Regions from separate parts of the Homo sapiens genome. Here all the other regions are linked to region 1. A link is a contact called in ENCODE Hi-C or POLR2A ChIA-PET data. All regions are on one chromosome and are shown on one strand. The core of a region is the stretch at or near the end of the contact, and the rest is flanking DNA. Distances in the headings are between cores, read along the strand shown. Region 1 holds the start of PPP1R10 (protein phosphatase 1 regulatory subunit 10). Region 2 holds the start of H2BC5 (H2B clustered histone 5). Region 3 holds the start of H3C4 (H3 clustered histone 4). Region 4 holds the start of TEAD3 (TEA domain transcription factor 3).

Region 1 (2,843 bases), core at 339-2,838:
GGAACTAAGATGTGTGGTGGGGAGGGGATGCAGAAGACAGGTGAGTCTCCAAATCAATCCAATGAAGTCACTGAGTTGCCCATTTTCATAAAAGCTGAAGGTCAACATTCTACAGGGCAGAACAAACTTGAGTCCTAACGCTAGTTTTAAAGCTACCAAGGCTGTTATTATTTCTGTGTTGACCTCTGTCACCACTCTTCAGTCCCACTTTAGGGAGTGGCAGCTGGGCAAGCCTTCCTATCTCACCGTGCCCCACCAAGAACCTCCAGAGAGGTGAGTACACAAGACTGGAGGGAAACCTCAATTCAAAGGACGGAGTTAAGCTCTCATAACTCCGATAAGAAACTGATTTAATAAAGAGAGCTGAGAAACTGTCCTCAGGTCGTAAGAATATATCCTGACCTTATTGAGAAATAGCAAGGTTGGTAGAAATTGGGATCCCTAATTTCCCCAAGGACATTCCAGAGCAACACAGATTTAGTCACCACTTGCATAGTTAACAGCTGGTTGTGGCGCTCGCTTGGGGAGTACATATGTTATGCTAAAATTGCAACGATACAGAGATTAGCATGGCCCCTTAATTAGTTAAATAATTTTTAAAAAGCTGGTTATGCATGACTGAGGGTGGACAGGGGTCAATTCCATCACTTAAGTTATTTTACTGAAATGGCATTTTGGAAAAAGGATGATACCTAACCCTGGCGTTTAGTCCTCGGCTCGGGATTAGAAAATGCGCGGGGTGTGGGGGGGGGGTTGCAGGAAGTACTGCCTAGACAGCTAAGACACACGTGGGAAGGTCTCCACTCGTGGATTCCTGACAGTGGAGCGACAACCTCGAGAAGGTATAACCAACTTGAGGTTGTGCAAAATGTCTTTCGAAGAGTTACCTGAACTCTGTGAGAACCTCGGAAGAGAGATAGCATAGGAAGCCGCCTCAGCACGGTGTTTAATACAGACGCCGCCATCTTGACGTACGCCCAGGACAGGAATTGACGGAAAGGCAACTGCGCATGCTTCAGGAAACTGAGTAGGGCAGGGCCAAGGACAAGCCCGCAGTGCGGAAGGCGGCCCCACGTTTGCGTCAGGACGGAAGCGTGAAAGGGAAGGCATGGGGGAGAAGCTAATTTCAACTGCGTCACAATCGAATTAGACCCCAAAATTGCGGTTTTTTTTGGCCAGTCACTACGACTCTTAGATCGCATTGTTAAAGTTTGCCTTTTAAGCAATTTTGAAGGCGATTTTTAGCGGTATCCTCTCAGTGCGCATGCGCTCTTAGGTTTCTACCAATCCTGGGTGAGAAATGTTCTCCAGGGCGGAAGTGGCGGAAGCAGAGGAAAGGGAGGTGCTAGGCTCCTGGTCACGCGCACGCGACAGGGAGGCAGGAAGGAGGCGGAAGAGAGTGCCAGGGAAAGGGGCGGAGCAAAGGTGAAGTGAGAGTAGCCAATCAGTTGGCGAGTTGTCATTTGGGTTGACCAATGAGTTCACGCCTCGCGTATAATGTCTCGCGACAAGGGCGTTTCACTAGCACGTTTGGGCGCGTTGGGCGGCGTCCGGGTATAAAAGACTCCACCCGAGCGGGCGGCCGCCATTCTGGGGTTCGTTTAGAGGTAAGTTTGCCTACTTTGTCGTCTAGTGGGTAAAATTTTGCGGAGAGCGTTGGATCTGGGAAGCGGGATAGGGATGGATGGGTTCATTTGAGAGCCACGGCTTAAAGCGGTTGCGATCAGGATGGGACACAGGTTTGTTTGGGGACAACAAAGATGGCATTTGTGAGTGTTTTGAAGCAACCCGTACTGATTACATCTTTCTCCCTTGTGTTCCTTTTATCCCAGGTTTGAATTTTCTCGGAGAAAGACAGGCCGGCCACGAGGAAAACAGAAACAAGCCGCAGCAACATCTAAGCCCTTGAAAGGATCCTGAGAGAGGGGGGAAAGGGAAAACAGCAGCCACCAGCCCAACCACTTGTGTCTTCTGCCCCTTCCCACCTATCTTGCCCACCCCACCAGCCCACGCTGCTTGGGACTTGAAATCTGTGGCCGAAGGACCGTCACTACATAACTTCAAAAATAATCAACCACCCTCCCTTCCCAAACCACCCAAATTCACTCATCCAGCGTTTACTTTTTTGAATCCACTCAGAACTTTTTTCTGCGACCCCCCTCCCTAAATGGAGTTGGGTGGGGGGGAAATGAATACTGAGTTGGCCTTTATTTTTTAAAAGACTTTTTGATCCAATGAGGCCCCCTAAATAATTGAGTTTTGGGTCCTGGTTGGTTGTTTTATTTTTTTTCCTCCAAAATTTTACCCCCTCCCCCCTGAGCCCGAGGTGCTGACGTCGCAAAAAAATTGGATAGTAAGTGTCGAATTTTCAAAAACCAGCCTTGCAACAAGAAATCAACGTTTCCCGTTGTGAAACCAAAAATAATGAGAGGAAGAAATGAGACCATAGAACAAATAGAGAACTGGAGAAGGACCAATCTGGTCACTTAATCTCCATTAAAAAGGGCCTGTGGGTCTAAACAGTCTTGTTCTCTCTCCCCTACCACCTATCTCTTCCCTGCCTTGCTGCAGGCAAAGAGAGGGTGGAGGGAGGGCCAGCAAGTGAGGATTTTGATGGTTAACCCTTGGTAATCCAGCCAATTTCCAGACTGCCAAAGCCATATGTGTTTATATAAGGAGGAATGGTTACCTTCCTCTGGTTAGCAGCAGTCTTCAAAAGGGTTAATGAGCTCACATACAAGAGATGGTGGATCTTGTGGCCCAGAAGTACCACTTCTTTGTGTGTGAGACAAGCAGGGTGCCTTTCAATTTGCCAGATTAATAAGCAATCTGTACATAAAGAT
Region 2 (2,714 bases), core at 87-2,586, 4.5 Mb after region 1:
AGGTTTTCTTTCCCTTTCTACCTCCTCCAGTCCTCCGTACTCAGGGGCATCTAGGAAAGGATAAATTGTACTGCAAAGGGGGCTTCAGTCCTGCGATAACTATTGCCTACGTGCAGTCAGGCACCTTAATGATTGACTATTTGGTTTCTGCCGTTACCCGGAGGACTTTTAACCTGAAAGCTGCCAAAAAAAAAAAAAAAAAAAAAAAAAAAAACCTATAAATTAAATGACTTTCAGAAAAAGACGGTTTAGCAAAAGAATTTTAAGGTGTCTCAGAAGCTGCTTCTTTTTCCTGCACCTCAGCGCCTAGGATCCGCCTTTCCCTGCCCCACTCGCTTAAGAGCTTCAGACAGAAACTGGCCCAATTACAAAACAAATCAGAAACCTTTGTAATAGTTCCGTGTTCAGCTCACATTGTCTTCAGCCTTTACTTGCAGTTATTACATATCTGCATGGTAAAAATTTTACAAGAAAATGGGCGGGGGTGGTGGTGGAGAAAGCTCCAAACATAAGGAAGTTGTCAAGAGCGTGCACTTTCGTGCTCAGGGCGGGCCGTCACCACACCGAGTCCCGGATCAACATCACGATCAACTTGGAAATCTGCACACGGAAACCAAAGAGCTGTACATTTACAATACTTTCAGTTTATGCTAGTGTTATGTGATACTAAATGAGCTAACGATCTAATACGTACCCATAGCACTCAATTTCTAGTACCTATTGTTATTCCCTGTAACTTCCAAGTTATTTCCTCTGCAGTACTAACGTAACATTAAAGATTGGTACTGTGGTGCTAAGTCCAATAACCCCCCTTTTGAATGAAATGATTACAACTCATTTATTGAAAACATGCGTGGCTCTTAAAAGAGCCTTTGGGATTAGGTGTAAAGATGCTTACTTGGCAAAGTTACTTGGAACTGGTGTACTTGGTGACGGCCTTGGTGCCCTCCGACACGGCGTGCTTGGCCAGCTCCCCCGGAAGCAGCAGGCGCACGGCCGTCTGGATCTCCCTGGAGGTGATGGTCGAGCGCTTGTTGTAATGCGCCAGGCGGGAAGCCTCGCCTGCGATGCGCTCGAAGATGTCGTTGACGAAGGAATTCATGATCCCCATTGCCTTGGAAGAGATGCCGGTGTCGGGATGGACCTGCTTCAGCACCTTGTACACATACACTGAATAGCTCTCCTTGCGGCTGCGCTTGCGCTTCTTCCCGTCCTTCTTCTGAGCCTTAGTCACCGCCTTCTTGGAGCCCTTCTTTGGGGCAGGAGCAGACTTGGTAGGTTCAGGCATCGTAGCGTTAATAGTTAGAACACTGTTGCAAACACCTGAGAAAATAATCACTCCCGCCGAGGCCCTGTTCATTTATAGATGCGGTATTCAAATGAGGTTAATCAGATTTCGTTTATGATTGGATTAATTTTAGAGTGTCGTCACAAATGCCAATGTAAACGACACTTAAAAGTCTACCTTTTCATTGGCTATTTCGTTCCTTTACTTGTACCCAATGAGAAAGCCCAGACCAGACTACCCGAGGCTACTATAAATAGGCCTCTTTAGGCAAGACAGCTGTGCACTTCGCTTGGAGCAGTTGGTTTTTGAGATCCGACTTTTTTAACATTGTGGTGTCAGAACTTACACCGAAAGATACTTAACAGATTAGGAGAACTCACATTCCTTTCTTCCTTTAACAAAGTATGGGACTCGTTGCATACAGAAGCCGTGCTAATTGGGACATCCCCCCCCCCCAAGTCTGTCAGTTTTACGTTTCGGCAAGTCCTTAATCCATCCAAATGCCACATTTAAGGACCAAGTATTTTTCTGCAGTGTCGGTTTCTAATTTTCAGTTATGTGGCAGTAGTCTCCCCAAGCACTTGAAATGTAGCCCTTCGGAAATAATGTCAGTACTATGCCACTTGTCCTAAGACGTACTCCTCTGAAGTCCCTCACTGCCTGCCATACTCGATAGGGATAACCAGTAGGCTTGTAACCAGCACAGAAACTGATACACTGTGCCGTGTTTGGAACTCGGAAAAACCCAGCTTAGAAACCCGGGAAAATCCCAACATTTTTTTTCCCATGCTATCTGGAGGCCAGGGCCTGCTAAAAGTGCAAAGCACAAGGGAGGCCCAAATGGGTTCAACTCCGACACTCGAGAACGCAAAATCGAGATGACGCCACTGCACTCCGGCTTGGGCGACGCGACGCCTTAGTCAAAAATAGCTCCGGAGACACACAAAATCCCACTCCTCTCCCCGACTTTGTTCCCGGGAGACCCGCCCCTGCTTAGCAGCGTTTTCCCGAGCCACGCCCCCTAATAGTGCAACAGCTCTTTTACTGAGAGCGGTGGGTGGCTCTGAAAAGAGCCTTTGGGTTGTGTTGGGCTTCTAAGCAGTTGGCCAAAGGAACTTTCTACTTTTTCTTGGCTGCCGCCTTCTTTGGCTTGGCTGCCTTGGGCTTGGCGGTCTTTGGTTTAGCCGCCTTGGGTTTAACTGCTTTGGCCTTCGCTGGGCTCTTGGGCGCCTTTTTTGGCTTGGCTGCTTTCGCCTTTTTCGGGCTTTTCGCTTTTTTGGCTCCAGCAGCTGCAGCCGGCTTCTTCGCCTTCTTTGGGGTCTTCTTGGCGCTCTTCTTGGGGGTGGCCGCCCCCGTCGCCTTCTTGGGCTTCTTCGCCGCTCCTGCTGGCTTCTTGGCCTTGGCCGCGCCTGCCTTTTTAGCCTTA
Region 3 (2,700 bases), core at 32-2,531, 4.4 Mb after region 1:
GGGTCAGGAGTTCCAGGACAGCCTGACCAACATGGTGTGAAGCCCCGTCTTTACTAAAAATAAAAAAATTTGTCGGGCGTGGTGGCGCGCGCCTGTAATTTCAGCTATTTAAGAGGTTGAGGCAGGAGAAAATGTTGAACCCCGGAGGCGGAGGTTGCAGTGAGTCGAGATCGCGCCACTGCACTCCAGTTTCGGCGACAGAGCGAGACTGTCTCAAAACAAACAAAAACCCAAAAAAGCAAACTAATTAAAATGCAAAGAGACTTTATGTCACATGTAATTTAAATCGATCAATGCAGCGGCTCGTTAGGATTGCAAAGCTGTTAAAAGGCCTGAGACATACAGGAGAGAAGTTAATGTTTGTCAGTGTTTACATTTACATAAAAATATAGTTAGTGACTTAAAGCAACAGAACCAGAACAAATGTTTTATTGTCTTTTGTATGCATCTTAATGATACGAAATAACCTGTAATTTGTAAGTATTTTTTGGGTTTGTTTTTGCAAGCCACTTTCAACTCTACTGAGCTAACCCTAATTAATTATCAATAGGAATACAAACCTACATCCCCTGGAGCCAGACGGCCCTTAGGTGGAGCTTCTTAGCACAGTGTTCAGCATGACTAAAAGGGCACACTGGTCTTTTTGTGCCATTTATAAATTTGGCTTTTTTTTTTTTTTTTTTTTACAGCAGATTACACAAATACCAGTTGAACTTGTAAAAGATAAGAGTGCTTTCATATGAGGATGACATATTGTGGTGAAATTAAATGTGTTCATGTAGCTTAACATCAGGTTTCATATTGTTACTTATGAGTTAATAGTCATGGTGCATTTGGAACAAATTATTGAAAATATCTCCAAGTTTAAATAGACAAATCAAGATATGAAATTAACCTTTCTAAACTTAAGAGGGTAAAAAGAAATCACTTGGCCAATCACAACTAGCGCGCGTCTTTTTAAAACGTTGATCAAAGCCAGTTTCAGCGCCAACATTTAAAAAAAAATTAAGACACGTCATCCTAGTAGCTAGACACAATTTTGCCAAGGAAAACCAAAGTACGTTTTAAATAAAAGCTAGAAACATGGCACAGAGGGGAAAGGGTTGAAAACACCAGCAGTTAAAGATGGACGGAGGAAAGTTTTAATATTTGGTCTACATGCAGGAGATGTTCTGTCAGGGAGTGGGCGTCTCCACCAATCGAGCTGCAGGGGAAAGGCTGCCTTGTCCAATCAGAACAGGGGTGTCTTTATATATACGGGTACGAAAGGCTAGACTTTCGTTTTTTCGTCATTTAGCAGGGTTTAGAAGTTCGCAATGGCTCGTACCAAGCAGACTGCTCGCAAGTCCACGGGTGGGAAAGCGCCACGCAAGCAGCTGGCCACCAAGGCTGCTCGAAAGAGCGCTCCAGCCACCGGCGGCGTGAAGAAGCCCCACCGTTACCGGCCCGGCACGGTGGCTCTGCGCGAGATCCGCCGCTACCAGAAGTCGACCGAGCTGCTGATTCGCAAACTGCCATTCCAGCGTCTAGTCCGTGAGATCGCGCAGGACTTCAAGACTGATCTGCGTTTTCAGAGCTCGGCGGTGATGGCGCTGCAGGAGGCCTGCGAGGCCTACCTGGTGGGGCTGTTTGAGGACACCAACCTATGCGCCATTCACGCCAAGCGAGTGACTATCATGCCCAAGGACATCCAGCTTGCTCGCCGCATTCGTGGGGAGAGGGCGTAAATTGTCTTGTGAATGTGTGCTAACCAAAACCCAAAGGCTCTTTTCAGAGCCAACCACCTTTTCTATAAAAGTTGCTGTTTACTGTTGCTGTCCGTAAACTGGAACCTCTGTTCACTCAAGGTAAGTAAGCATTCTTGCCTCTATCCGTTCCCCCTCCCCTCACGGAATTGGTGCAAAAAGCTTTATTATAATTGGGGAGTTCTTAAAACAGCCTTTAAGGTACTCTTATATCTCCTTGTTTTGGGGGCCGCTTTCTTAGGCTTGGATGCCTCCGGCTTGGGAACTTTCTTGGCCACCTTTGACCAACCAACCTTCTCCAGCAGCCTCCACCAGCAAAAGCTTTTGGGGTCCGCTTAGTACTCTTTTTCGGAATAAGGACGCCCCAAGCTTTCTTGGGCCTCTCGGCTGCCAGGACAGCTGTCTTGGGCATGACTGCAGCGGCTTTTCTGGCCTCGGTCTTGATTTTCCTAACACTGCCTGGTTTGGCGGGAATGAACCTGAGGCGCTGCACTCCTTAGCACGAAGATGCCCTCGTTTGTTTTCAAGGCCCAACTTTATTCAAATAATTTTTAAAAATTTGTATTTATTTTTAGGGACGAGGTCTCACTGTGTTACCCAGGCTGGCCTCAAAACTCCTTAGCTTGGCCAGGCGAGGTGGCTCAGGCCTGTAATCACAGCACTTTAGGATGCCAAGGCGGGCGGATCACGTGATGCCAAGAGTTCGAGACCAGCCTGCCCAACACATTGAAACTTCGTCTCTACTGAGAATACAAAAATTAGCCGGGTGTGGTGGCACACGCCTGCAGTCCCAGCTACATGGAAAGCTGAGGCAGGAGAAGGGCTTGAACCCGGGAGGCGGAAGTTGCAGTGAACCGAGATCACACCACTGCACTCCAGCCTGGGCAGCAGAGCTAGACTCCTTCAAAAAAAAAAAAAAAATCCCCAAGGACAAACAAAACCACCAAAAACAACT
Region 4 (2,841 bases), core at 1-2,500, 4.9 Mb before region 1:
GACCCCAGCAGCCCCTCAGCGCCCCCAGAGCCCGTCAGCGTGGGGGAAAGGATTCAGTGGAGGCTGGCAGGGTCCCTCCAGCAAAGCTCCCGCGGAAAACTGCTCCTGTGTCGGGGCTGACCTCTCACTGCCTCTCGGTGACCTCCGTCCTCTCCCCAGCCTGGCACAGGCCGAGGCAGGAGGAGCCCGGACGGCGGGTAGGACGGAGATGAAGAACATCTGGAGTTGGAGCCGCACATCTGGTCTCGGAGCTCGCCTGCGCCGCTGTGCCCCCCTCCTCCCCGCGCCCCAGTCACTTCCTGTCCGGGAGCAGTAGTCATTGTTGTTTTAACCTCCCCTCTCCCCGGGACCGCGCTAGGGCTCCGAGGAGCTGGGGCGGGCTAGGAGGAGGGGGTAGGTGATGGGGGACGAGGGCCAGGCACCCACATCCCCAATAAAGCCGCGTCCTTGGCCAAGCGGAGCGGTGGTTCCTCAGCGCGTGCGGAGAACGAGGCGGCAGGAGGCGTCCGAGGCGCGAGCTGGAAGTCTCAACCCCCGTCCCACTCCTGCCCAGGCCCCGGGCGCTCCCGCGTCCCCTCCCCGCGCCCGTCGCGGGTCCTACCGAAACTCGGCGGCCGCACAGCGTCGAGACGCCCCCCGTGGGGGCCCGGGGAGCCGGGGCGAAAGGGAGGGTCCCGGAGGTCGGGGAAGAGGGAGAAAGGGAGAAGAAATTCGAGAAACTAGCCACGCGGGGAGAACCAGACAAACCGGGTCCCGGCAGGGCGGGCGCAGCCGCCAGGGCGGAGCCGGGTCTGGGGCCCCGGGAGTGGGGGGCAGGCCCGCGAGCTGGAGGGTACGCTCCGCCTTGGCGGCTCGGGACTAGGGTGGAGGGGCCGGGAGCCCCGGGGCCCGTGCGCTCCGGCTCTGCCGGGCTCCTCGTGACGCGGCACCCACGGCCCCCGGCACCGACGGGAGCCCTGCCCGCGAGGCGAGGGCTCCGCCCTCGGCCCCGCCCCAGGCCGGAGCCCCAAATTCCGGCGGGTGCCCGGGAGCGGGGCGAGGCCCGGAGCGCAGGGGGAGGAAGGCAGCTCCGCACGGGCGGGCGAGGAGCGGGGCGCCCAGGCGCGCGCCAGCCGGGGTGGCCGGGTCGCGAGGCCGCGGGGTAGGCGGCCCGAGCGCGGCTGGACGGCCCCGCCCCTCCCGGCCAGCACCGCCCCCTGCGCGCCCCGCCCCCTCCTTCCCGCAGCCCCCACCCCCGCCCCGGCTCCTCAACACAAACTTTCCGTCCCGCTCGCTCCCTCCTCCGCGCTCGGCGCCTCCCGCTCCAGCCCGGCTCATTCCGCACATTCCGGCCAGCCCCCTCCCCACGACCCCCCTTCCCCGGCCCCCCTTGCGGCTCCCTCGGGCCCGGCGGAGCGGCCCGGCCGGAGCGCCCCCGCGAGCTCGGACCAGGTAAGCCGGGCGGACGCCGGGAGGAGGCCCCGCTCGGGAGAGGTGGTTTGGTTGGTCGGCTGGGCTGGCTGGGGGGGCGACACTCGAGGGGGACTGGGTCCCCGAGCTATTGTCCAGCCGGAGCTGGAGCCCCGGATCGGGGTGCCGGGAAGTTTAGAGGGAAGGGGGAAAATCTCTCCGGGAAGCCCCGCCCCCCGCCCTCCCCACCCCCCCGCGACGGGGACGAGTTGGTCCGGGAAGGTGGGGAAGCCGGGGAGACCGTGTCCCCTGTGCCGTCGCCTGTCCCGCCGTCCGTGCTTGGGGGGTCGGGGCGGGGATCCGGGGGCCGCACAGTGTGGAGGGCCTGCCTGCCACCCTGGAGCTCATATCCGGGGCGCCCAGTCCCGGGCCCCGCCGCCCTTTGGACTCCCGGCCCGCGCGCTCCCGGAGCCCGCCCGGCCTCAGCTCCACGCAGGCCTCGGGCCCGGCCTCCCAGCGCCCAGGCCGGTTTCTGCGCGCGGTGCCGCGGCTGCGCTGGGTTGTGGAGGGTGTCTGGGACCAAAGCCGCGCGCCCCGGCCGTGTGTCCCCTGAGAGGCAGGGAGGGGCTCACGTTCCCTTCAGTTCTGCCGCCTGCGTCGGGGTGCTGATTCAGAGTTCCAGCCCTGAGCGCTGTGAGCTTGGCTCGGAGGGGTCTGGATTTGGGGCCTTTTCTTCCCCACACTTGCTCAGGGCCCTTGTTTAGACTTGACAAGGTTTGAGGGTGGCTGGTCTCCCGCTTCCTACCCCGGTCCCCACCATTGTCTGTCATGCCCTTTATTCCTGCTAGGGGAGGGAGGGCTGGGAGCGCTGGTCTGGATCTGTTTTCCAGCCCAGCTGGGCCCTGGGGCAGTGTCATTGAGACCCCGCTCTGTCAACTTTCCTGGTGAGGGGCCCTGATCCAGGGCTGAGAGATTCTTTCAGTGCGAGGGGGAAGGAGGCCTTGGGGCGGACTTCTCAGGGGCTGTCTTCTTCTGTGTCTTCCCTCTTTCCAGGTAGGGGCAGAACCAGGTCAGGCCTGGACTTGTTGTCCGGAAGAACAGGGCATAGGGGTAGGGGCTGGACACAGCTCAGAGGGGCTGGTGCCCATAGCGGCTCTGCGTATCCAGTCTCTTGTGGCCTGGTTCTCTGTACACATGTTCCACCCCAGTGCTGGGGCCACCTGGGGCAAGGAGGGGAGGCTTTCCTCAAAAGTTGGAGATTTGGGGGAATTATGTCCTCTCCCTTCTAGACTCCTGTAGCCCCCCTCCCACCAAGACCCCTCTCGTAGGGGCACTCCCTAAAGGATGTGGTTCTGTGGTCTTCTGGGTCCCTGCTCACCCAGTGGGCAGAGTGCACAGATCTTCCAGGACAAGGCTGTCCAGTAAGGGTAACTTCAGGGGCCCTGGATGCCC

Evidence for each region. Hi-C counts contacts between places; a loop is a spot of excess contacts on that map. ChIA-PET counts read pairs that join two places held with the same protein, here RNA polymerase II (POLR2A). Pooled maps may share reads with other maps.
Region 2: a map of naive thymus-derived CD4-positive, alpha-beta T cell shows a loop between it and region 1 (9-fold over the local background). The contact joins the promoter of H2BC5 here to the promoter of PPP1R10 in region 1. A Hi-C loop is called at or near these places in 1 of 168 maps with a recorded cell type or tissue (naive thymus-derived CD4-positive, alpha-beta T cell) and 1 of 50 pooled maps. POLR2A ChIA-PET finds 5 or more read pairs at or near these places in 2 of 52 experiments (CD4-positive, alpha-beta T cell and WTC11).
Region 3: a loop to region 1 is called in a pooled map, with 13 times the contacts of the local background. The contact joins the promoter of H3C4 here to the promoter of PPP1R10 in region 1. A Hi-C loop is called at or near these places in 4 of 50 pooled maps. POLR2A ChIA-PET finds 5 or more read pairs at or near these places in 2 of 52 experiments (A673 and CD8-positive, alpha-beta memory T cell).
Region 4: a pooled map shows a loop between it and region 1 (5-fold over the local background). The contact joins the promoter of TEAD3 here to the promoter of PPP1R10 in region 1. A Hi-C loop is called at or near these places in 1 of 50 pooled maps. POLR2A ChIA-PET finds 5 or more read pairs at or near these places in 2 of 52 experiments (BJ and activated CD8-positive, alpha-beta memory T cell).

Annotation. Positions count from the first base shown.
Region 1 is chr6:30,615,988-30,618,830 of GRCh38, reverse strand. PPP1R10 (protein phosphatase 1 regulatory subunit 10) reads left to right here and starts at 1,588. Exons shown (of 20, transcript NM_002714.4): 1 at 1,588-1,607; 2 at 1,833-2,353. It overlaps MRPS18B (mitochondrial ribosomal protein S18B), which reads right to left and starts at 991. Exons shown (of 7, transcript NM_014046.4): 1 at 888-991. The coding sequence starts at 965. RefSeq lists an enhancer at 762-1,330.
Region 2 is chr6:26,156,744-26,159,457 of GRCh38, reverse strand. It overlaps H2BC5 (H2B clustered histone 5), which reads right to left and starts at 1,336. Exons shown (of 1, transcript NM_021063.4): 1 at 851-1,336. The coding sequence starts at 1,288. The coding sequence ends at 908. It overlaps H1-4 (H1.4 linker histone, cluster member), which reads right to left. Exons shown (of 1, transcript NM_005321.3): 1 at 2,343-2,714. The coding sequence ends at 2,408. RefSeq lists enhancers at 956-1,005, 1,145-1,896, 2,626-2,705, 2,650-2,714 and a silencer at 2,286-2,335.
Region 3 is chr6:26,195,867-26,198,566 of GRCh38, reverse strand. H3C4 (H3 clustered histone 4) reads left to right here and starts at 1,281. Exons shown (of 1, transcript NM_001376937.1): 1 at 1,281-1,783. The coding sequence starts at 1,317. The coding sequence ends at 1,727. RefSeq lists enhancers at 60-119, 150-209, 952-1,552, 1,931-2,040, 1,553-2,154.
Region 4 is chr6:35,495,488-35,498,328 of GRCh38, reverse strand. TEAD3 (TEA domain transcription factor 3) reads left to right here and starts at 1,250. Exons shown (of 13, transcript NM_003214.4): 1 at 1,250-1,431. It overlaps TULP1 (TUB like protein 1), which reads left to right. Exons shown (of 15, transcript NM_003322.6): 15 at 1-455. The coding sequence ends at 2. It overlaps LOC124901309 (a long non-coding RNA gene), which reads right to left and starts at 196. Exons shown (of 2, transcript XR_007059561.1): 1 at 122-196. RefSeq lists enhancers at 1-343, 344-1,274, 2,221-2,841 and silencers at 743-1,072, 1,083-1,212, 1,393-1,442.